Linked DNA regions of Homo sapiens: region 2 is linked to region 1. A link is an interaction called in ENCODE POLR2A ChIA-PET data of the cell type or tissue named here. Cell type or tissue: OCI-LY7. All regions are shown on one strand. Links, peaks and the distances in the headings refer to the core of each region. The heading gives the core; the rest is flanking DNA.

Region 1 (11,853 bases), core at 4,993-7,492:
GATTCATATTTTGGTGTATTTGCCTCCAATCTTGAGCAAAGTGGGTTGTCCCTGTACATACTTTGTGTAATCTTTTAGCTTAACAGGTGTCATGAACACTTCCGTATCATAAATCTTTCCCAGCATGATTTTTATTATCTATTTAATATTTCTCATATTCAATGTAGAACAATGCACTTAACCAATTTCTCATTTTTGTAATAATTTTCTTCCCATTTTCCCCTGTAATAACACTGCTGAGATATATATTTTTTTCTTCTTTTTTTTACTGTTCTGAAGATACTCTGGCAGAAATGTATGTTCCTCAGGCTAAATCTTTTCACACATCCACAATCATTTTATCATAAATTCTAGAGCTGGAAACGCTGAGTCTAATGTTTTATATATATATATATATATGTTATATATCTGTCACCCAGGCTGGAGTGCAGTGTGGTGTGATCTCAGCTCACTGCAACCTCCGCCTCCCGGGTTCAAGCCATTCTCCTGCCTCAGTCTCCCAAGTATCTGGGACTACAGGCGCGCGCCACCACAACCGGCTAATTTTTGTAATTTTAGTAGAGGCGGGGTTTCACCTTGTTGGCCAGGCTGGTCTCGAACTGCTGACCTCAAGTGAGCCGCCCGCCTCGGCCTCCCAAAGTGCTGGGATTACAGGCGTGAGCCACCGCGCCCGGACTGTTATATATTTTAAAGGCTTCTGATCCATATCGCCAAACAGTCCTCTGGATCGATTTGCATCTGTATCCGCTGCTCCATCTGCAGTATACGGACATGCTCCACTTCACCCACACTGGGTCATTAAAAGAACAAACAAAAATAAGAACTTGATCGATTTGGGATTTTAAATGGAAATGCACTAAAAATTCCTTAATTCCACCATTCACCGTCTACCATAGAGGAACAGCCCATCTGCACGGAGAGACAGCTACGTAATTCACTGCAGCATTATAATACTGAAAAATTAAAATGAACGAAATGTTCCATAACCGACGAACGGCCGAATGACCGGCGTCTCCACTCCGCGGAACGTTCTGCGAGCGCTAAGGGGATGGCGGGAGTGCATGATTTGGAGCGGGCGGTGAGAAAAGCAAGCTCCCGCCGCCTCTCCGTTTTGGCAACCCGGCTGACGGTCGTTTCGGCTTCTGGGGCCAGCCGTCGGTCTGGGCGAGGGACATAGATCCGGATTCGCATCCTGACTGGCCAACCAACGCTGGCCGAGGTGACCACTCTCCTCGGCATCCGCACCTGCCCTCCAAGGCGTCAGAGAGGCCGGACCCTTGGGTGCTAGGGCTCGTGAGCGCCGGGGCCAAGTTTCCGAGTGCCGCTCTCAGCAGCGCACCAACCGGAAGTGATCGTGTTGTGGCGGAAGGAGGAGCTTTCTGGGAGTAGCCGGTGCTGAGAGAACCGTGGCTGGCAAAGATGATTCAGGCGATTCTGGTTTTCAACAACCATGGGAAGCCACGGCTAGTCCGCTTCTACCAGCGTTTCGTGAGTGCGGCCCGGCTTCACCACGCCCCTTCAGGGCGCCCACTATGTCTTCCCTCCTCTTTGGCCTCTCGGCGCCCGGGGGCACCGCTCTTTGGTCACCTGGGGCTCCTGCACCGAGCATGACCCTCGCCCTACTTAAGCATTTAATCTAGGCGCAGGCTGGTGCCAGGCCTTCTGTCTCCCGCCCTACTGCCCCGCTCTCGCTGACCCTTTTCTTGATCCTGGCATTTCTGTGCCATTTTGTGACATTTTCCCGTGGGTCTCTGGGAACGAGATAGAAGCGACAGTGGGGAGTGTGCCTCGATGAGAACTTGAGTGATTGAAGTCACATTCTGTCATCTTTTTGGTTGTTGACCACAGTTTCATGAGGAAGAAATATTAAGTTTCTGAAAGTTTTTGTTATAGCCAGAACTGGAAAAGTTCTTTTTTTTTTGGAATTATTTTGCTTCAGTGTTGGCTGGGACTTTCCAGAGACTAGATACCCTTCACTCTTAGGGTTGAAGAAAATCAGTTTAAAAGTGGAAAAATGATGAGAAATTATAAATGCTGCCGCATAAGGGCTCAATAAGTGATTACGTAAATTTGAATTTTCCCAACACGTTCCTTTGCAAACACATAAACATCAGTATTTGCTTCCTGTCTTCGAAGATTATATTTCTTCATGGCAGGGTTTCAAAATGTTACATAATTGGGGGACTGGTGGAACTGAAGAGGGGAAAGAGCCAGAAAACGTGTTCAGGCTTCAGCTCCACCTTTTCTACTCTTGCGTCTGTTGACAAGTTAATAAACCCTTTTCAGACTTTTATTGTCTTTTGTCAATTAGAAATGAAAAAATAATTTTACTCCTTCATAAGATTTTTAAAGCTAGATTACATTTTATTAAGTAGATTACATCGAGGTAAAAATATGAGTATTCAGGCCGGGCGCGGTGGCTCACGCCTGTAATCCCAGCACTTTGGGAGGCCGAGGCGGGCGGATCACGAGGTCAGGAGATGGAGACCATCCTGGCTAACACGGTGAAACCCCGTCTCTACTAAAAATACAAAAAATTAGCCAAGCGCGGTGGCGGGCACCTCCAAGTCCCAGCTACTCAGGAGGCTGAGGCAGGAGAATGGCGTGAGCCCGGGAGGCGGAGCTTGCAGTGAGCCAAGATAGCGCCACTGCACTCCAGCCTGGGCGAAAGAGCGAGACTCCATCACACACACACACAAAAAAGTATATATATATATGTATGTATATGAGTATTCAGCGTAACTATTTGTATTTGCATTTGTGTGTATGCAAATTTCCCCCCTAGTTTTTTTCTAACAGGGTTACTGAGATAAAACTAACATGCCATACTGTTTACTTATTTATTTTATGTTATTTACTTATAGAGACGGGGTCTTTCTATGTTGCCCAGGCTGGTCTTGAACTCCTGGGCTCAAGCAATCCACCGGACTCAGCCTCCCAAAGTGCTGGGATTACAGGCATGAGCCACTGTGTCCGGCCCCAGTTTACTTATTTAAAGGGGACAATTCAGTGTTTTTTAGCATGTTCACAGAAGCTGTGTAACCATCACCACAATCAATTTTAGATCATTTTCATCACCCCAAAAAGAAACCTCTGCCCATTAGCAGTCACTCCCTATTTCTCCATGACTCTCCCAGCCCCAGAGAGTTTCTTTCCCTCTAAATTTGCCAGTTCCAGAATGGCAAATGGAATTTGCCTATTCCGTTGCCTATAAATGGAATCATAAATAAGTGGTTTTTTGTGTGTCTGCCATGTTTCATGTAGTATAATGTTTTCAAGATTCATCCATGTTGTAGCATGTATCTGATGTTCTTCATTTCTTTTATTGCTGAATAATATTCCATTATATGGATATGCCATATTTTGATTGTCAATTTATAAGTTGATATTTCTGCTTTTTGGCTCTTCTAATTAATGCTGCTATGAACATTCTTGTGCAAGTTTTTATGTGGACTTATGACTTCATTTCTCTTGGTTATATACCTAGGAGTAGAATTGCTGGATCATATGGTAACTGTGGTGAACATTTTGAGAAACTGCAAACTATTTGACAAATTTTCCAAGTGGCTGCACCATTTTACATTTCCATCAGCAATGTATAATGATTCCAGTTTCTTCACATCCCTGCCATTCGTTATTTATTTATTTATTTTTGGTTAAAGACATTTTAGTGGGTGTAAAGTGGTATCTCACTGTGGCTTTTTTTTTTCCCTCCGAGACTGAATCTCACTCTATCTCCCAGGCTGCAGTGGCGTGATCTCGGTTCACTGTAACCTCTGCCTCCCGGGTTCAAGTGATTCTCCTGCCTCAGTCTCCTGAGTAGCTAGGATTACAGGTGCCCACGACCATGCCTGGCTAATTTTTGTATTTTTAGTAGAGATGGGGTTTCGCTGTGTTGGCCAGGCTGGTCTCGAACTCCTGACCACAAGTAATCTGCCCGTCTTGGCCTCCCAAAGTGCAGGGATTACAGGCGTGAGCCACCGCACCCAGCTCATTGTGGTTTTGATTTCAGTTTCCAAAATGACTAATGATGTTGAGCATCTTTTCATGTGCTTATTGCCCATTCGTGTATCTTTGGATCATAGGATTTTTATAAGACCTCATGAGCTCATGGATGAAAGTACCTTGAAAACTACAGAGTACTAAAAAGATATGAGGGGTTATTAAAATCACTGAGGCATGTAAGCAATTGGTAGTTTACCTTTTTATTGAACTAGAAATTAGGTAGCCTCATCATTTCGTACCACTTCCCCACTGCTGCCACTTCCCCCAGAGTCAGATAAAAGGCTTTAGTTCAAAAGATGTCTTTGTCAGTTTTAAAAAGTGCTGATGCTTAGCATGTTTTGTATTTTGCATATATAGAGTTCGTCTCCTACAGCATCCTGTCATCTGTGAGCTTTGTTTGTTCTTTAAATGGAAATGAGGAAAATAGTGATTAATTTACTCAAATTTGTAGTGACCAATGATTAGCAAGTTTTCATTCAGTCAGTAAATACTGTGAGCCATTCCATACCCATGTGAGTCAAAGTAATTTCCCCACAATTACGTTTTCCCTTTTTTCCCCTCTCTGTTTCTTTTAAATAACCATTTCAAAGCTAAATTCAGGGCTATAGAAAGAAAGGGATTAAAATTACTTGAACCTATTTTCTAACTCTTGGGGCAAGTCCAATTTGAAGGTTTTCTTATGATTCGTTACTCAAAGTGTGGTCCCCAGACCAGCAGAAATGTTATTGCCTGGGTGCTTACTAGACTTGCATCTCAGGACTTAACCTATACCTGCTAAATCCGAATCTGTATTTTAACAGCATTCACAGCTGATTCATTGCAAATGAAGATTTGAGAAGCAATGCTCTAGAGCTTTAAGTTATTATCTGTCTTAATTGCTGGTTTCTCCCTCTCTTACCCTTTTAACCATACTTCTTCTGAAACTCATATGTATAATTAGAAATCAAAGGTGAGTTATCAAAGTGATTTCATCAGAGTTGAGCTTTCTTATGCACGTAGTAAGTGAAAAAATAAGGCCAGACATGGTGGCTCACACCTGTAATCCCAGCACTTTGGGAGGCCAAAGCAGGTGGATCACTTGAGGTCAGGAGTTCAAGACCAGCCTGACCAACATGGTGAAACCCCATCTCTACTATAAATACAAAAATTAGCCGGGCATGGTGGCACATACCTGTAATCTCAGCCACTGGGGAGGCTGAGGCAGGAGAATCGCTTGAACCCGGAGGTGGAGGTTGCAATGAGCTGTGATCACACCACTGCCTGGGCAACAGAACAAGACTCTGTCTAAAAATAATAATAATACATTTTATTTGTAACTGTTCAAAATTTTAATCTGTAATCTATTTTTCTCAATAATACTTTGTTGGTGAGTAACACAGCATCTTATATGTAGTATCTATATTACCAGTACAAAAGATGGCAGCTGTATTTGCCAATATAACTTTTTAAAACATTTACATGATTACTTCTTGACCTTTTTTTTTTTTTTTTTTTTTTTTTGAGATGGAGTCTCACTCTGTCGCCCATGCTGGAGTGCAGTGGCGTGATCTCGGCTCACTGTAACCTCCGCTTCCTGGGTTCAAGCAGTTCTCCTGCCTCAGCCTCCCGAGTAGCTGGGATTACAGGCATGCGCCACCACGCCCAGCTAATTGTTTTTTTGTTTTATTTTGTTTTGTTTTTTTTTGTATTTTTAGTAGAGATGGGGTTTCACCATATTGGTCAGGCTGGTCTCGAACTCCTGACCTTGTGATCTGCCTCCTAAAGTGCTGGAATTTCAGGCGTGAGCCACTGTGCCTGGCCCACATCTTGACCTTCTTAAAATGTTAGACCTGTTGAGATTTATTATATCTTTGTCATAGATGTTTTCCAGGGGAAGACAAAATATTTCAGGATCAGGCCTTCCAGTTATTCTCTGACTTTGTATGAGAGTTTATCAATGTTCCTTTTCTTGTTTAAATATCAGCTTACCTATAGGACAGTAATGGTTAGTGACTTAGATATTTAGGTAAATATACCCTATCTTAATTCCTGTATCAGAGCATTGTCACCCATCTTTCATAGATTCACTCCTATTTTTTCTCATCATTTTTATCATTTCTAGAAACAAGTACTAAATGTTTAGATGTTCCCAGCTTAGAAACACTTCTTCCCTTGTCCATCCCCATGGATGGGATGTAGTTTTTCAGGCTTGCCCACTGATTCACTTATCTTTTTGTTTCATAGCCAGAAGAAATTCAACAGCAGATTGTTCGAGAGACTTTCCATCTAGTCCTCAAGCGGGATGACAACATCTGTAACTTCTTGGAGGGTGGAAGGTAAACTGTCAGCTTCATTTTTCTCCCCATATATCCACTTGTGAGTGGCCTTCATTATTGCATCTTCTGACAGTACTCAAGTGTCAGGTGGGTACTTGATGCAACTTTAGCTGGTCTCACCATGATCTGCTCAGGGAGAGACACAATTCTCTTTGGGGCGCAGTTCAATTATTGTGCTTCTGATATTGCTCATTTAGATGATTGATCCCCGGGAGGATAGGCAGGAGAAGAGGTGAGGTAAGGTGGCTTTAGGTACCTCTGCCAAACTTGGTTGCCATTCACCTAGTAAGAATGGCCTGCTTCTAGCGTTTGGCCTTCTCCTTTCCAGTGGGTCCTTTCTCATTCTTTGGCACAAGGTTTCTTTTTGATGTGTTTAATTAAGCTGTGGGCATTTAAATGTTTCCCATCTTCTGCAGTTTGATTGGTGGCTCTGACTACAAACTGATCTACCGGCACTATGCTACCCTCTACTTTGTATTTTGTGTGGATTCCTCAGAGAGTGAACTTGGAATCTTGGACCTCATCCAGGTATGTGTAGTCAGCTAATGATGGCAGCAGCTTTAGAGAGTTTCCACGGGATTTTTGAGTAACCAGCCTGTAGAACCTTGTGTCCATCTCCTTATTGATACTAGTAAAAGTTGCCAGATGTCCACCAGATGGTGCTCTGGGAGAGCTCCTGAGAAACCCTCAGCACTTTTAGATTTATTGGTTTCTATCTAGCCCTTGCACTGCCCTTGGTTTTCATTTACAAATTTATACTTTGGCCGGGTGTGGTGGCCCACAGTCTGCTTACAGATTGTCTTTATTACCTTCATGAAAACTGAGATGTGTAGGGACCCTAGCTTGGGAACTATTTATTTAGCATTATTTCATCGTTTTATATGTGAGATTCTAGATGAGCTTCTTTTAAGTACTTGAATAAGCCCATAGGTAGAAAGCACTCAAATAGATGCTACATTGAAAACTTAAGTAACAACAATTGTGGAAAAGAAAATTCTATAGCTATAAAATGTAAACTTTAAATGCTTACAACAGGCCAGACATGTACATTTTACAGCTATAGAATTTTCTTTTCCACCTATGGGCTTATAGGCTCATGCCTATAATCCCAGCACTTTGGGAGGCCAAGGCGGGCGGATCACTTGAGGTCAGGATTTTGAGACCAACCTGGCCAATGTGGTGAAAACCCATCTCTACTAAAAATACAAAAATTATCCAGGCATGGTGGTGTGCACCTGCAGTCCCAGCTACTCAGGTGGCTGAAGCAGGAGAATTATTTGAACCTGGGATGTGGAGGTTGCAGTGAGCCGAGATCATGCCACTGCACTCCAGCCTGGGCAACAGAGTGAGACTCCGTCTCAAAAAAATAATAAATTAAAAATAAATAGGCCGGGTGCGGTGGCTCATGCCTGTAATCTCAGCATTTTGGGAGGCCGAGGCAGATGGATCAAGAGTTCAAGACCAGCCTGACCAATGTGGTGAAACCCGGTCTCTACTAAAAATACAAGAATTAGCCGGGCGTAGTGGCACGTGCCAGTAATCCCAGCTACTCGGGAGGCTGGGGCAGGAGACTTGCTTGAACCCGGGAGGCAGAGGTTGCAGTGAGCCGAGATCGCACCACTGCACTCCAGCCTGGGTGACAGGGCGAGACTCCGTCTCAAAAAAAAAATAATAATAAAAATAAATACATAAATAAATGCTTAGAACAAAATTTGTTTTCTTAAGATAAAAGTTTAAAAGCTAAATATATCTTGGAACAAATAAATTGAAATTTTGAATATATAGTTTTGTAGGATAATTAAAAATTTCATACGTCGTATTCACTTATACATAAAAATATAAATAAAGATGAACCCATCTAAAACAGATGCATCTCGGAGATAATTTTTAAATACTTTCTTAAAACCTGAGTCAGATTGGACATTGATAATCAGCATAATAGAAAGAGCTCAAGGCGGGGTGCAGTGGCTCACACCTGTAATCCCAGCACTTTGGGAGGCCAAGGTGGGTGGATCACTTGAGGCCAGGAATTTGAGACCAACGTGGTCAGCATGGTAAAACCATGTCTCTACTAAAAATACAAAAAATTAGCTGGGCCTGGTGGCATATGCCTGTACTCCCAGCTACTTGGGAGGTTGAGGTGGGAGAATCGCATGAACCCAGGAGGCGGAGGTTGCAGTGAGCCAAGATTGTGCCACTCCACTCCAGCCTGGGCAACAGAGTGAGACCCTGTCTCAAAAAAAGAAAAAAAGCTCAAGATCTAGCATCAGAAAATCTGGGTTTGGGTCATGAATCTACCATCTGAAAAGTGATATTAGGTTGTAGAATTCAAATGTGAGAATGTGCTTTATAGTACTGTTAACTGTATGTAGCAGGCTATAGAAATGTGTACATAATACGAGTTTATTTGAAAATTAAGGAAATATAGTGATAATGTATTTTAAAAATTGGGATGGAGTGCTTGCCTCAGCAGCATATATTCTAAAAGTGTACCAGTGCAGAAAAGATTAGCATTGCCACTATGCAAGGATGACATGCAAATTGGTGAAGCATTCCATATTATAAAAAATAAAGAAAATTTTTTAAAAGAGAAAAAAAAATTGGGCCACAGTTATTAGAGAAAATGGACCTTGGAGATTTGTATTAACAATACAAAAAGACTAACTTTATAACTTTTTTTACTTTTTTATTTATTTATTTTTTTTGAGATGGAGTCTTGCTCTGTTGCCAGTCTAGAGTGCAGTGGCACGATCTCAGCTCACCACAACCTCCGACTCCCTGGTTCAAGCGATTCTCCTGCCTTACTCAGCCTCTCGAGTAGCTGGGATTACAGGCACATGCCCAGCTAATTTTTGTAGTTTTAGTAGCGACAGGGTTTCACCATGTTGGCCAAGATGGTCTCGATATCCTGACCTTGTGATCCGCCCGCCTCGGCCTCCCAAAGTGCTGGGATTACAGGTGTGAACCACTGCGCCCGGCCTCTAACTTTATAATTTAATAGACACTTATTAAATATTTAGTGTACATTGTACATTGGATTTGGTAAGATCAGATAAGTAAAATGTAAAAATAATAGGAACTAAAAAGTTTGATTTTTTTTTTTTTTTTTTTTTTGAGACAAGGTCTTGCTCTCAAACTGTAGTGCAGTAGTGTGATCACAGCTCACTGCAGCCTCCATCTCCCAGGCTCAACCCATCCTCCTACCTCAGTCTCCTGAGTAATGGGGCCTACAGGCATGCGTCACCACATCTGGCTAATTTTTTGAATTTTTTAGAGATGAAGTCTCACCATGTTGTCCAGGCTGGTCTCGAACATCTCAGCTCAGGCAGTCTTCCCACTTTGGCCTCCCAAATTGCTGGGATTACAGGTGTGAACCACTGGACCCATCTGATCTTTGAAAAGACAATAAAAATTAATAAATAGTTGGCCTAATTGATATAAAGAAGATAGAAGTCAGAAATAGAAAACATTGTTTTAAAGGGATGATATATACATAGTTATACTACCAATATATTTGAAATAGCCGACTACAAAAATAACTGCTCTGGCCTGGGGCAGTGGCACATGCCTGTAATCCTAGCACTTTGGGAGGCCAAGGAGGGTGGATCACTTGAGACCAGGAGTTTGAGACCAGCCTGACCAACATGGTGAAACTTCGTCTCTACTAAAAATAGAAAAATTAGCTGGGCATGGTGGCACATGCCTGTAATCCCAGCTGCTTGGCTGTTTGGGTAGCCAAGGCATGAGAATCACCTGAACCTGGGAGGCAGAGGTTGCAGTGAGCTGAGATCACACCATTACACTCCAGCCTGGGCAATAGAGCGAGACTCTATCTCAAAAAAAAAAACAAGAACAAAAAACTGCCCAAATGAGGTCAACATAAAGGCACTGAAATAATATTAGGATGAAATAATAGATGTTAAAAAAAGAACTGACTCCCTAATGGGGTCACAGTAGAATTTTTTAAAGTTGAAGTACATTAAAACCTGGATGTTACATTAAGTTATTTTTTAAAACTTAGAACAAGGAATCCTACTACCTAAGCGCATTTTATGGAATAAATTGGTTATCATCCAAAAACCTGACTCTAAAAAGGAAGATGGGCCAGGCACAGCGGCTCACGCCTGTGATCCCAGCACTTTGGGGGCCGAGGCAGGAGGATCACGAGGTCAGGAGTTCGAGACCAGCCAGGCCAATATGGTGAAACCTTGTCTCTACTAAAAATACAAAAAAAATTAGCTGGGTGTGGTGGCATGCGCCTGTAGTCCCAGCTACACGGGAGGCTGAGGCAGAAGAATCGCTTGAGCTGGGAGGCGGAGGTTGCAGTGAGCCGAGATTGCGCCACTGCACTCCAGCCTGGGTGATAGAGTGAGACTCTATCTCAAAAAAAAAAAAAAAGGGGAAGATGTTCGTCAAATATTGCGTATTAGTACTGGTACAAAATTACTTACTAAGTAAAATCTTAGCCGACAATCAGTTGAACCAAGGGATTGTGAGACCTGCCTTTTTTTTCTTTTTGACTCTGCCATTAACAAGCAGTGTGACCTTAAACAAATCATCTAGGCTTTATTGGCCTTAAGGGTTTTTGTTTGTTTTGCATTTTGTCTCTTCTGTGTGTTGAGTGGTTTTTTTTTAATCTACAAAGATACTAGATATTCTTTTCTAGCCCTAAAATTATTTCTTTAGCAGGAAAACTGCATACTATTAAATAGAAGAATTATACATTGTGTCCAAATAGTATTTATCCCAAGAATGCAAGTCAGTATAACAAAGAAAAATTAATAGTCTATTATAGCAGTAAGAAAAACTAATATAATAAAAATTAGTAGTTGCTGAGAGGAGCGATTATACAAATTATATTAAATACACTCAAACTGGAATAAGAAGCATTTTTGATTAAAAGTACACATTTATTAATGTAACTGTTTACTTTCTGAAGAAATGAATATAGTTATGTGGTTCAGAATTCAGAGGCACACTATGAGTATACAGGTTGAATATCCCTTTGAAATGTTTGGGACCAGAAGTGTTTTGGATTTTGGACTTTTTCAGATTTGGGGATATTTGCATTATACTTATCCTAAATCTGAAAGTCCAAAACCTGAAATGACCAATAAGCATTTCCTTTGAGCATCATGTTGGCACTCAAAAATTTTGGATTTTGCAGTGTTTTGGATTTCAGGTTTTTGGATTTTAAGTGTTCAACCTGTATAGTGAAAAATATCCTTCTTCCCCTTTCCCCTTATCACCTAGTTTACTTTCCTTGAAGCAATCAATTTTAGTTTCAAAACCAAGAGCCAAGAACCAGAGCCAATGTTATCTCAAGGGTGAAATCTGTAGGCATTTATGAATGCTCTTGTTGGGTGTTTCGTCCAGGTGCAGTGGCTCATACCTATAGTCCCAACCCTTTGGGAGCCTGAGGCAGGAGGATCACTTGAGCTCAGGAGTTCAAGACCAGCCTGGGCAACATAGTGAGACCTAGTCTCTATAAAAAATCAGGTGGTGTGCCCCTGTGGTCCCAGCTACTCATGTG
Region 2 (11,853 bases), core at 6,328-8,827, 140 kb before region 1:
TTTCACTATGTTGGCCAGGCTGGTCTTGAACTTCTGGCCTCAAGTGATCCACCCCCTCTGGCCTCCCAAAGTGATGGGATTATAGGCGTGAGCCACCTCACCTGGCAGGAAGCATTTTATACATAACATGTCATGTTACCAAAGCCATTGCTTTTTCTGGGTGGCTGGACAGGATGCCCCACAACACACACAGGGACAGACAGCCAAAGAGATAGCCTCTCTGCCTTAGGACTTTCCTGGACACAATGAAGCAATTATCAGGTGAGTTTTGAAACTATGCAAACTTAACCTGAACATATTCGATTACACAAATCTATTGTGTAACACAGCTGGCCTTCCTGGACTCTTCAAAGCCAATGTCTCACACACACACACACACACACACACACACACACAGAGCAGGGAGGCTGTTCTAGATTAAAAGAAGGTAAAGAAACGCAACACCCAAATGTAATGCATGAAGATTTTTGGATCAGGAAAACAGCCATACGAAAACATTTTTGGAGTTCAACTGGGGAAATATGAATGGGTTGTAGATTGGATATTATTGGACAGTGGTAATTTCTTAGGTGTGATGATGGCACCGTGGTTGCAAATGGGGAAGTCCACACTCCTGAAAGATACCTGCTGACGTACTTAACGGTGGGCTGTCTGCAACTCACTTTCAAATGACTCAGCAAAACCACGTGAAAGAGAGTGAGATAAAGAAAACGTGGCAAAATGGCAACAATGAGTGAATCTGGACGAAGGTTCTTAACTTTTCTGTCAAGTTTGAAAATTTCAAACTAAAGAGTTAGGAGGAAACACACCACGTGGGTGAGTTGTGACTTATTCTTTGTGTCTGTGGGGCCAGCCTTTGGCTTGTTTCCCAACCTGCTCCATGATGAAAGTGATGCACTGGTGATAGAGAGAGGGGCCTGCTACAGTGCTCCTGATCTGCATGGCACACATAGAAAATCATATTTGGACCGTACACTGGGGTAATCGGGCAAGGCTGGTCCAAACCATCCACAGACCCACCCAGCCCAGCCGACTGCGGGTCGAGGGGAAATCAGTACCTGGGCACCACTTAGCGGCCCCAGCACTCACTTTGGTACAGCACCCTGGCTGGAAGGCCAGGCCTGTGGTTAAAGGGGAGTAGACACCAGACCCTCACTGCCTCTTCACCTCCTCATCAAGGCCTCCCTCGGGGAATTCGTCTCTCCCTGCTCAAGCCTGTCTCTTACAGCTCTGGAAGCCTAGCGACCGTATTAGAATACTCTATGCTTAGGCCCACTGCTCCCTCGAGATCCAGAGTTCTTTGAGGGCAGAAGCCCGACATCCCTCATCTTTAAGCACAGATTCTGGCACCCCACATCCAAAGGTCAGAGAAAGAGATCCAGCCTGCGATGCTTATGAGTGCTGAAGATGCTCTCATAATTGTGGCATGCTTGGGTCAGAGATCATTTCCTCAGAAGCATTCCAGCTCAGCCCTCACTCCATCCTAGCTGGTGGTGTCCAAGGCTGAAAAGCCCAAGCTCTGCTACCCAAGCTCTGAGTACCACCAGTGGTGGTACTCGCTGGTGACTGAGACTCAGTTTCCTCTTCTGAACTAGGTCCCTTCCAGCTGACTCTCTAGGGACACCTATGCTTAGTGCTCCCCTAGTTCCTTCTGTCCAGGGGCCTGGGGCTGACTGAGCAAGGCAGCCTTCCCATCAGTGGAGAAAAGCCCCAGTGGAAGGAGCGGTTCCTGACACTTTCGAAAGCCCTCCTGGGGATTCCCAGTCCCAGTGGCCCTGGGAGGGCAAATGCCAGTGCCAACACCCAGGCTGGACCAGGGACTTTCTTCCAAGGGAAGGGGAGAACCAGGAAGAAGGGTTGGAGAGCTAAACTTAAAAACAGCGTGTGGGCCACCCGGGGAATGAACCTGGAACAACTTTGATAATTTTTAAAAGCCCTTCGAATAACTCCAGTGTGCACCAGGATTGAGACACTCCACCCCCACCCCGAGCCCCTGCCAGGTCCTCCAAGCTGAGCCAGGCTTTGAACCCAGCCCCACTTCCCGTCCTCCCCACCATGCCTGACCTCCCATCTCCAGCCTGACCCTGGAGCTGGCTCTTGCTTGTGCTATTCTCCTGCTCTCCACCTCTCCAGAATTCTTGCGTTCTTTGAAATGTGCTTGAAGTGCCTCTTTAGCAACCTGGGCTGCCTCTCTAGGAGGGCCGGAGAATTCCCCGATGTGAACTGGGAACAGTGGCTGGAGATGGGGTCACCGAGGCAGACAGAGCCTTGAAGGCCATGTCTGGATGCCATTCTCAGGCATGGGAAGCCAGAAGTAACACGATCCCATGCATGTTGCTGAAGACCCTTCTGGTTCCTGTGTGAAGAGGATGAGGGGGGCCAGGACTGTGTCTTGGGCTTATCTATTTAACCCTTTCCCATGCCCTGCCCCACCCCCAGCTCGAGGCCTGCATGGGAGCCACAGACCTTGGGAATGATGGCCAGGTCTGTCACTAGAAATAATGGAGCAGGCTTTCTTTCCACTGCGGCCAGTAGGACTGACAGCTGAATGTGGGGAGGAGGTGGTGAGTGATGAATGCTCACAATGAGAATTCATTCCAGGCTCCCAATGGGGAGAGACCATCTGGACAGAGCCAGAGGCCACTGAAGGGACGTCCCTCGGTGGGGAAGACGCTGGCTCCAGCCACTTCAGAGAGAGGCTTCGGAAACCCAAGGAGCACTCGCCTGGTGTCATTCAAAGGAACATTAAAATCGAACAGCGCCAAGTGAATGGAAGAGAAATGTTATACAGCAAACCTGTGAAAGGGGTTCCCCCAGATAAAAGCAAGGGAAAGAGGGAGAGAGAAACAGAGGCGGAGGGGGTGGGGGGCGGGCGGCAAGAGTGGAGGGGAAGAAAGGAGGAACGGGAGGGGAGTCTCAAAGCTTTCTGAGTTCACAAAGAAAGAAGGAAACAGGGTAGAGAAGAACAAAAAGGAGAAGGTGAAGTGCTTGCGCTTCGAAGTGGAAGTCACTCCAGCTCTTGAGAAAGCTGCTTGTGGGGCCGGATGGGGCGAGTGCGTCTCAGGATGCCAAGCAGCTCTTCTACCAAAGAGGACCCAATCCTGCCACCCTTGGAAGCATGAGGACTTCACAAGGCTGGGAAACGCTGACTCCAGGCTGCCTTGGGGGCATGCAATGGTGCCACTGCCTGGGGCCCCACGTGTAGAAGGAAGGGCTCACATTTGGTTTCGTGCTCTGCTGTTCTTTAAATTTTACTGACTTTTAAACATGAGACCTGCATTTTCATTTTACACCTGGTCCTGAAAATTATGTAGCCAGTCCTGGCTGACCTTTCCAGAGGACATTTTTGCTAGAAGGCGGGTGCAGGAAGGCAGCAGGCTGGCTCCGCTGCTGATCGCTGTTTGCTATCCAAATACACGTCCCCATGTTGTTGACTCAGCCACCAGGTATTAGGAAGTGCGGGGCTTCCCGCCCCAGCTAGAGAGCCCGGCCTAACTCAGATGAGATATGTGAGTGCTGGAAAGTGTCATCATTTAAGAAGCTACCAGGGTCTGCCGGATGTTAGGCACAACATGGTCCTGATCCTGTCCCGGCACATAAGAAGCACGATGGTGCTGAGGCCCGAAAGCCAGCCTGCTAATACCCTCCTAGCCCTGGGAGTCCTGCCTTCCGCAGCCAGCTCACTGCACAGGCAGCAGGGGCAACTGTGCAAACCTGTCCACCAAGAGCTGATGGGCTCATGGGTCCAGAGTGGAGATGTCACTGCTGCAGGAGCCGGACGGCCAATGCTGAGCCAGGCCAGGAAGCCACAGCAAGTCAGTGACGCCCAGCAGCCGGAAGCTGGGGTGTTTGAGACCAAGACCATTGCCTCATGTCTCAGCCCCCACACCATGCCCCAGGGCCATTGTGTGGTTGCCAGGTCCCCACGTGAAGTGGTGAGGCAAATGCGGTCAATCACCATGGCCATGTGCCTGTGCCCAGCCTGGCCCAGCCCCCGACATCCTCCAGCAGTGCTCCCCTTCTCTGCCTGGTCCTTCACTCAAGGGATCCAAAATCCCAGTACTATACGGGCCTCTTTACCTTGCTAGAACCTCCTTCTGATGACGGAAGGCAGAGGCCCTCCAGACACCCCTTCTACCAGCAGGGAAGCCCTGGGGCTCCGGCCATCAAGCCTCTTTCTCTGAGTGAACAGAGGGTCCTAACAGCATCGTTTCTGGGAGCTTGCAACTCAGAAGATCCAAATCTCTTCAGCCCGACCTTGGGGCGATGTGGAAGAGGTCTAAGTCCCCAACAGGCGCCAGGTGTGCAAAGGAAATGCACCTGCAGGCAAAACCTGAGGCAGGTGGAGCCGGGTGCCCCACCCACGGCCAGAACAAAGAAGGCTCAGAAGGCCTGCAAGGGTGTCCTGGGCTCTAGGGTAGCAGGAGAGCAGGCGGGCCTCTCAGAAGGGGTGAGAAGAGCTGGCGGGTGAGGCAGAGGCCGGAGGAGGCTCAGCCAAGCTGCCAGGCTTCCCCTGCTGCTAGGGAGGGCCCTCCAGGAACTGAGTTAATCAGCAGGAAACCGATGGTTGTTTCCTGACAACCCTGCTGCTGCCGACACCATGGCCACCACCACCACAGGCACAGAATACACACACACACACACACACACACACACACACACACACACACACACAGGAATTTGGAAACAGGAAGGACAGCTGGCAACTTCTGGGGACCCACAATGCAATCCACTTTTTCAAATAACATAGACAAAACAGCACAAAGAATTCCTCCCTTTCCTGAGTGCAGACCATGTGTAGAGCCTCTTGCATGTGATATCTTGTTTCTATCTGGCAGAAGAACCCCTCCAGGAGTGACTGTCGTTCACCTGTTTTCTTTTCTTTTCTTTTCTTTTCTTTTTTTTTGAGACAGAGTCTCACTCTGTCACCCAGGCTGGAGTACAATGATGCGATCTCGGCTCACTGCAACCTCTGCCTCCTGGGTTCAAGCGATTCTCCCACCTCAGCCTCCCGAGTAGCTGGGACTACAGCTGCTACCACGCCCAGCTAATTTTTGTACTTTTAGTAAAGACAGGGTTTCACCATGTTAGCCAAGCTGGTCTTGAACTCCTGACCTCAAGTGATCTGCCTGCCTCGGCCTTCAGAAGTGCTGGGATTACAGGCATGAGCCACCGCATCCAGCCATTCCCATTTTCTAAACTCTGAGGGGCAAAGAAAGAAAGTCAGTGGGCCAAGCTTGCACAGCTGGTAGCGCCCACGTTTCCATACCCAGGCCAGGCAGGACTCAGAAGGCCATCTCTTAAACCACCTTGCTCTGCCTTGAATCAAGGAGTTTCTCCCCAGGCTCTGTGACCAGAGTCAAACCAAGTCTATGGGACAAGCTGGGCATGGTAGCGAATGCCTATGGTCCCAGCTACTTGGGAGGCTGAGTTGGGAGGATCGCTCAGGCCCAGGAGGTCAAGGCTGCAGTGAGCTATGATCATGCCTGTGAACAGACACTGCACTCCAGCCTGGGCAACAGAGTGAGAACCTGTCTCTAAAAAAACAGGAAAAAGGAACATATGGGACAAGGCAGAAGGCTCAACGTGGAGTAGCCGGCTAGCCTAGGAGCCAACCCCTTTCTGCCTGAACTGGCCTGTTGGGATCTCGAGGGTGAAGTGGGAGCGAGAAGACTTCTGCCTGTCCAACTCTTCTCCTGCTTTCCACTTCCTAAGCTTAAAAAGCACACCTCCCGCTGCAAACTTTCCCCACCTTTAACATCCCCAGTGCTTCTCAAACTCTGTGGTGAAAGGTCAGTTTGATTCATCTTAATCCTTAATCCCTCTCAGATCTAACATCAACAAGCAGTTTAGTCCTGAGTCCTGCCACGTGGGGTCAACAGTGCTCACCCTGGCCCACACGCTGTTCGAGATGAAGCCACCAATCGCCCATTTGGATGTCATCCTGCCAATGTCAAACTACAGAAGTTTCTAAACACCAATCCCATTTTCTATGTTTAGCTCCTCCTCTTGCTTGGTTAACATTGTGCAGAACAGCACTGGTGCATGGCCCATACTTTTGTGGGGCACTGGCCTAAGAATACACAAGAATGTTTATAAATTAAAGAATTTTAAATGCAGATATATATTTCCTCTTAAGTGAAAATTCTAGCCACAGAGCCTCAAATTTCAAACACACACTTTTTTTTTCTTTTTTTAGAAACAAGTTCTTGCTATGTTGTCCATGCTGGCCTTGAACTCCTGGACTCAAGGAATCCTCTTGCTTTAGCCTCCTGAGTAGCTAAGACTATACAGGCCAAACACACATTCTTTTTTTTTTTTTTTTTTTGAGATGGAATCTCACTCTTGCCCAGGCTGGAGTGCAGTAGCACAATCTCAGCTCACTGCAACCTCTGCCTCCTGGGTTCAAGCAATTCTCCTGCCTCAGCCTCCCAAGTACCTGGGATTACAGGTGCCCACCACCATGTCCAGCTAATTTTTGTATTTTTAGTGGAGATGGGGTTTTGCCATGTTGGCCAGGCTGGTCTCGAACTCCTGACCTCAAGTGATCCTCCTGCCTAGGCCTCCCAAAGTGCTGTGATTGCAGGCATGAGCCACCGTGCCCAGCCCCAAACACACATTCTTAATTGTTACTTTTTGGGGGCCATTTAATTTTCCAAGTTCATCCAATCTGCCTCTCCTCTCTCTTAAAAATAGAAAATAATACATTTAAATGTCCTGGAATTTACATTCAACCACATGTGATCTGCTGAGTTCCATGGAGCTGAGGTTGAAAGAGAACGTTCTGTTAATGAGAAATTCACAGTGGCTGGACACAGTGGCTCACGCCTATAATCCCAGCACTTTGGGAGACCGAGGCGGGAGGATCACCTGAGGTTGGGAGCTCGAGACCAGCCTGGCCAATATGGCAAAACTCTGTCTCTACTAAAAATACAAAAATTAGCTAGGCGTGGTGGCAGGCGCCTCTAATCCCAGCTACTTGGGAGGCTGAGGGCAAGAGAATTGCTTGAACCTGGGAGCCAGAGGTTGCAGTGAGCTGAGATCGCGCCACTGCACTCCAGCCTGGGCGACAGCGAGACTCCGTCTCAAAAAAACAGAAATTCACAGTCAATACTCAGTACACAATATAATGTTAGTAGCTGGATGGCTTCCTTCAGATGAAAATGGGCTTTAGTCGATACTAGCCCAAGTATCTGCAGGTTTAATTTCAGAATAAAAAGCCACTGTAACAGTTCATAGCTGGCCCAAGCTGGCCGTAACAACACTGGCACCTAGGAATACCTGAGGGTATTTTAAGGTGCAGGCACTTGGTTCCCACCCACCCAGATCCAGTGGATTTGGGGCTGGACCCAGGCAACTGCATTTTAACAAGCTCCCCAGCAGAGAGTGAGAGATGACGTGGCCACTGAAGATGCCCCTGCTGCATGAAAACAAGAGAGATGGGCTATGACCAGTGGCTCACAAGAATTGGTCTTGGGAATGCAAAACAAGCAAAAACAAAACCAACCGGGTTTCTCCCATGGGGCAAGTGCTGTGCAAAGACCTGGTGTTGAGAGACCAGAGTTACAGTTTTTTAGAACTTCCTGTGTGTCCTCACTTAACCTCTCTAGTCTTCCGATTTCCTCAAAGGAGACAGGACAAATGAGAGCGCTGCTTCTCAAATGTGCTGAGGAATCACCCGGGGATCTTGCTAAAATGCAGATTCTGCTTCAGCAGGTCTAGGGTGCTGTGAGAGATACTTCGTTTCCATTAATAATAAGCTCCCGGGTGATGCTGCATCCTGGATCCCCCCAGGGTACATTTCAATCCCGAGAGTCTATGATTAGTCACTATATTCACACAGCTTATGTGTTCTTTTTCATTCACTTCAATCAATGTGTTGGATTAAACTCACAACTATTATTCTCATTTATGAACAAAACCCATCACCACCAACTGTCGGGTCCACAACCTCTTGAGATGAGCCTAAGCCTCCAATTCAAATGTTTCTTTAAAGAAAGAAAAAGAAATGGCCATTTTGTATTTGTTGGTATCCATTTGTTACCAAACAATCCATTAAGCATTTTTTTTTTTTTCTTTTTTTTTGAGACGGAGTCTCGCTCTGTCGCCCAGGCTGGAGTGCAGTGGCGGGATCTCGGCTCACTGCAAGCTCCGCCTCCCGGGTTCACGCCATTCTCCTGCCTCAGCCTCCCAAGTAGCTGGGACTACAGGCGCGCGCCACCATGCCCGGCTAATTTTTTGTATTTTTTTAAGTAGAGACGGGGTTTCACCGTGTTAGCCAGGATGGTCTTGATCTCCTGACCTCATGATCTGCCTGCCTCGGCCTCCCAAAGAGCTGGGATTACAGGCGTGAGCCACCGCGCCCAGCCAATTTTTTTTTTTTTAATTTGAAATGACCCTCTCTGCAGCACAGATACAGCTCTTTCCTACTGGGCATATGTGACTGCCCTGTTGGGAAGGTGGCTTCATATTCCCACCCAGATGGGCCTGCTTGGTGCCCCCTCCCCCACTGGTTAACACACACTCTGTGCGCACATGTTCAGAGTGTTCGGCCAGGGCCTGGCACATGATAAGCATTCAACTCCTGCCAGCTGTTTCGTTCAGAGACAAGGAAATGAAAGCCCAGAAGGCTTACGATTTGCTGAAAGTCAAGTTCTTGGCAAAACCAAGACCGGCCTTGAAACCCATCCCTCCTTCCTCTGTGCCTCAGTTTCCTCATCTATAAAATGGAGCTGATAGCTAATTCTTTCTTTTTTTTTTTTTTTTTTTTTTTTGAGATGGAGTTTTGCTCTTGTTGCCCAGGCCGGAATGCAATGGCGTGATATTGGCTCACTGCAACCTCTGCCTCCCAGGTTCCAGTGATTTTCCTGCCTCAGCCTCCCAAATAGCTGGGATCACAGGCATGCACCACCACATCCGGCTAATTTTGTATTTTTAGTAGAGACGGGGTTTCACCATGTTGGCCAGGCTGGTCTCGAACTCCTGACCTCAGGCGATCCATCCGCCTCAGCCTCCCAAAGTGTTGGGATTACAGGTGTGAGCCACTGTGCCCGGCCGATAGCTAATGCTAATGGCTGTTGTGAAAATTAAATAAGGAATGTCTGTAAATGCACTTAGGCTGGCACTTAATAACTGCTCATATGATTGTGATTATCAAGCTTGATCTTTTTAATTACTAAAAAGTTTTTTGGCCAGGCACGGTGGGTCACGCCTGTAATCCCAGCACTTTGGGAGGCCGAGGTGGGCGGATCACCTAAGGTCAGGAGTTTGAGACCAGCCTGGCCAACATGGTGAAACCCCATCTCTACTAAAAATAGAAAAATTAGCCGGGCATGGTGGCATGTGCCTGTAATCCCAGCTACTCGGGAGGCTGAGGCAGGAGAATCACTGGAACCCGGAGGTGGAGGTTGTAGTGAGCCAAGATCAAACCACTGCACTCCAGCCTAGACGACAGAGTTGAGACTCTGTCTCAAAAACAAAACAGAACAAAAAATTTTTTTGTAGAGACTGGGTCTTGCTACCTTTCCCAGGCTGGTCTCAATCTCCTGGCCGCAAGCGATCCTCCCACCTTGGCTTCCCAAAGTGCTAGGATTACATGTGTGAGCCACCATGCTTGGTCTATTATCAAGTTTGAAAGTCCCAGAATGACATAAAATCCATTCCCGTTTGAGTTGGAGTTTGTTCATTCTCTGTGGTTTGTATCAGCACTAACTGCCCTGGTGATGTCAAATGGCCAGAAGGGCCCCTACACCTTGCTGGGACCTTTTAGGTTGGACCAGGAGAGCTCACCACCCTGTAAATATATCCCATGACACACACCTGGCTGGTGCTCTCCCAGAGAAACCTTCTCCAGCTGAGGGAAACCCTGTGCAAATATGTTCCTGGGTCAAAGTCCTCTGAGAGGTTTCCCAGTGGGCACTCATTCCACACCCACATTTATTATCTCTATAATTGCCAGGCATGGGAGTAGGCGTTGGGAAAAAGTAAGAGCAATAAACAGAGCACAGCCTTTCCCTGCCATGAGCTTACTAAACTGTAAATAACTTGCTTTTAAATTAACATTTTCCATTATAAAATTAATAAAACCACCCATTACAAAAGGTTTGAAAAAGACGGATGAGAAAAACATGAATACTCCTTCTCACCCTAATGCAACCACTTCTTGTGTATTTCTTCCCAGTCCTCTTCATGCATGTGTTTTTCACATGGTTTTGATCACAGTGTATACAATCTGGTGTCCTACTTGTTTTCCCTTATCTGGATGCCACAAGCAATTTTCCATCTTGCATGTCCGTAATCGATCACCCATGTTCATAGTCACACCGTTCACACACATCCCCATTTGCCTGCCAATTCTTGCACTGGAGGACATTGAGATTGCTTCCCGTCTGTCCACACTGCCCAACAAATCACCTCCATGCATTCACGCACAGAGAAGATAAAGGGAAGAGGCAAATGTCAGGTAATTTGATGGTGTCAGAAGGGACTTGGTGAATAATGACACTGTGTCAACTGGGGCAAGTTACTTAACCTCTCTGAACCTCAACTTCCTGTAATATGGGCAGAATTGTAAAAAGGATTTAAACAGGAGGCCATTGGTAAACTCCCAGCACAGGGCATGATCCACAATAAATGCATGTTTTCTTTTCTCTTACATATCAGCAGGTCATGTTGGTGACTCCTAAATACCTTCTCAGAGACTGGGACAATCTGCAGAGACACCCTTGGAGCACAGTGCAGCAGCTTCCCATACCCTGCATTCAGATTGCTAAGTTCTGGGTGACAGAGGATTTGTATGCGGAACTATTGAAGGGAGAAATGATGTGTGCTCTGTAACTTTCTTCAAAATGGTTCAGGAAAAAATATATATACCTGTGCAGATGAAGCAAATATGGCAAATGTTAACATCTATTATATCTCAGCCATTGGTGTATGGGTATTTACTGTTATATACTTTCAATTTTTCTCAATAGTTGAAATTCTTTCATAATAAAATCTTTTAAAAACTCTTCTAATTTAAAAAGTTAAAAATGGTATACTTTCAAAACTTGTATTGCATTCATTAATTTCTTCAACAAATATTAATTCAATAGAGTCAACAAATATTAACTCAATTTAGTATCTGTTACGCAGAACTGACCTGGTTCCTAGCCTCATGGAGCTCACCATTTGGCATTTTCTTTAGGTCGGGCATTTGTTTGCTAATTATATCGTCTGTGCATATTGTCTTCAAATTTAAATCTTTTTTTTTTTTTTTCGAGACAGTGTCTCACTCCATCACCAAGGCTAGAGTACAGTGGCACAATCTCGGCTAACTGCAACCTCCCAGGTTCAAGTGATTCTCATGCCTCAGCCTTCCGAGCAGCTGGGACTATAGGCACACACCACCACATCCAGCTAATTTTTGTATTTTTAGTAGAGACAGGGTTTTGCCATGTTGGCCAGGCTGGTTTTGAACTCCTGGCCTCAAATGATCAGCCTGCCTTGGCCTCCCAAAGTGCTAGTATTACAGGCATGAGCAAGGCCTTCAAATTTAAATCTTGATTTTTAAAAACTAATCTATATATAGGATCTTGGTAGAATTAAAATATCAATGGCTGGGCATATGGCTCACGTCTATAATCCTAGCACTTTGGGAGGCCGAGGCAGGTGGATCATTTAAGGTCAGGAGATTGAGACAAGCCTGACCAACATGGTGAAACCCCGTCTCTACTAAAAATACAAGAATTAGCCGGGTTGGTGGCACACGCCTGTGATCCCAGCTACTTGGGAGGCTGAGGCAGGAGAATCGCTTGAACCCAGGAGTTGGACATTGCAGTGAGCTGAGATCTCGCCATTGCACTCCAGCCTGGG

What was found. ChIA-PET counts read pairs that join two places held together with the same protein. Peaks named below come from ENCODE experiments on the same cell type or tissue, not always from the same donor. Only the 100,000 strongest peaks of a DNase experiment are listed, where the experiment ranks them.
Region 2: POLR2A ChIA-PET joins it to region 1 with 5 read pairs; 12 of 35 experiments call an interaction of 5 or more read pairs at or near these places.

What each region holds. Positions count from the first base shown.
Region 1 is chr15:89,883,516-89,895,368 of GRCh38, reverse strand. It overlaps ARPIN-AP3S2 (ARPIN-AP3S2 readthrough), which reads left to right. Exons shown (of 10, transcript NM_001199058.2): 6 at 6,229-6,320; 7 at 6,737-6,848. AP3S2 (adaptor related protein complex 3 subunit sigma 2) reads left to right here and starts at 1,375. Exons shown (of 6, transcript NM_005829.5): 1 at 1,375-1,488; 2 at 6,229-6,320; 3 at 6,737-6,848. The coding sequence starts at 1,420. It overlaps ARPIN (actin related protein 2/3 complex inhibitor), which reads left to right. Exons shown (of 6, transcript NM_182616.4): 6 at 1-363. MIR5009 (microRNA 5009) reads left to right here and starts at 11,339; the gene lies at 11,339-11,438. It also overlaps the pseudogene RNU6-1111P. RefSeq lists enhancers at 93-840, 1,195-1,344, 2,337-3,086. In OCI-LY7, for the core only: CTCF peaks have their summits at 6,776 and 6,977 (motif pointing right); no DNase peak of the experiment used is centred there.
Region 2 is chr15:90,027,251-90,039,103 of GRCh38, reverse strand. All of the region lies in intron 1 of ZNF710 (zinc finger protein 710), which reads right to left. Among named protein-coding and RNA genes, the nearest start is that of MIR3174, 26 kb to the right of the region's middle. RefSeq lists an enhancer at 532-1,051. In OCI-LY7, for the core only: no CTCF peak of the experiment used is centred there; a DNase peak (open chromatin) is centred at 7,553.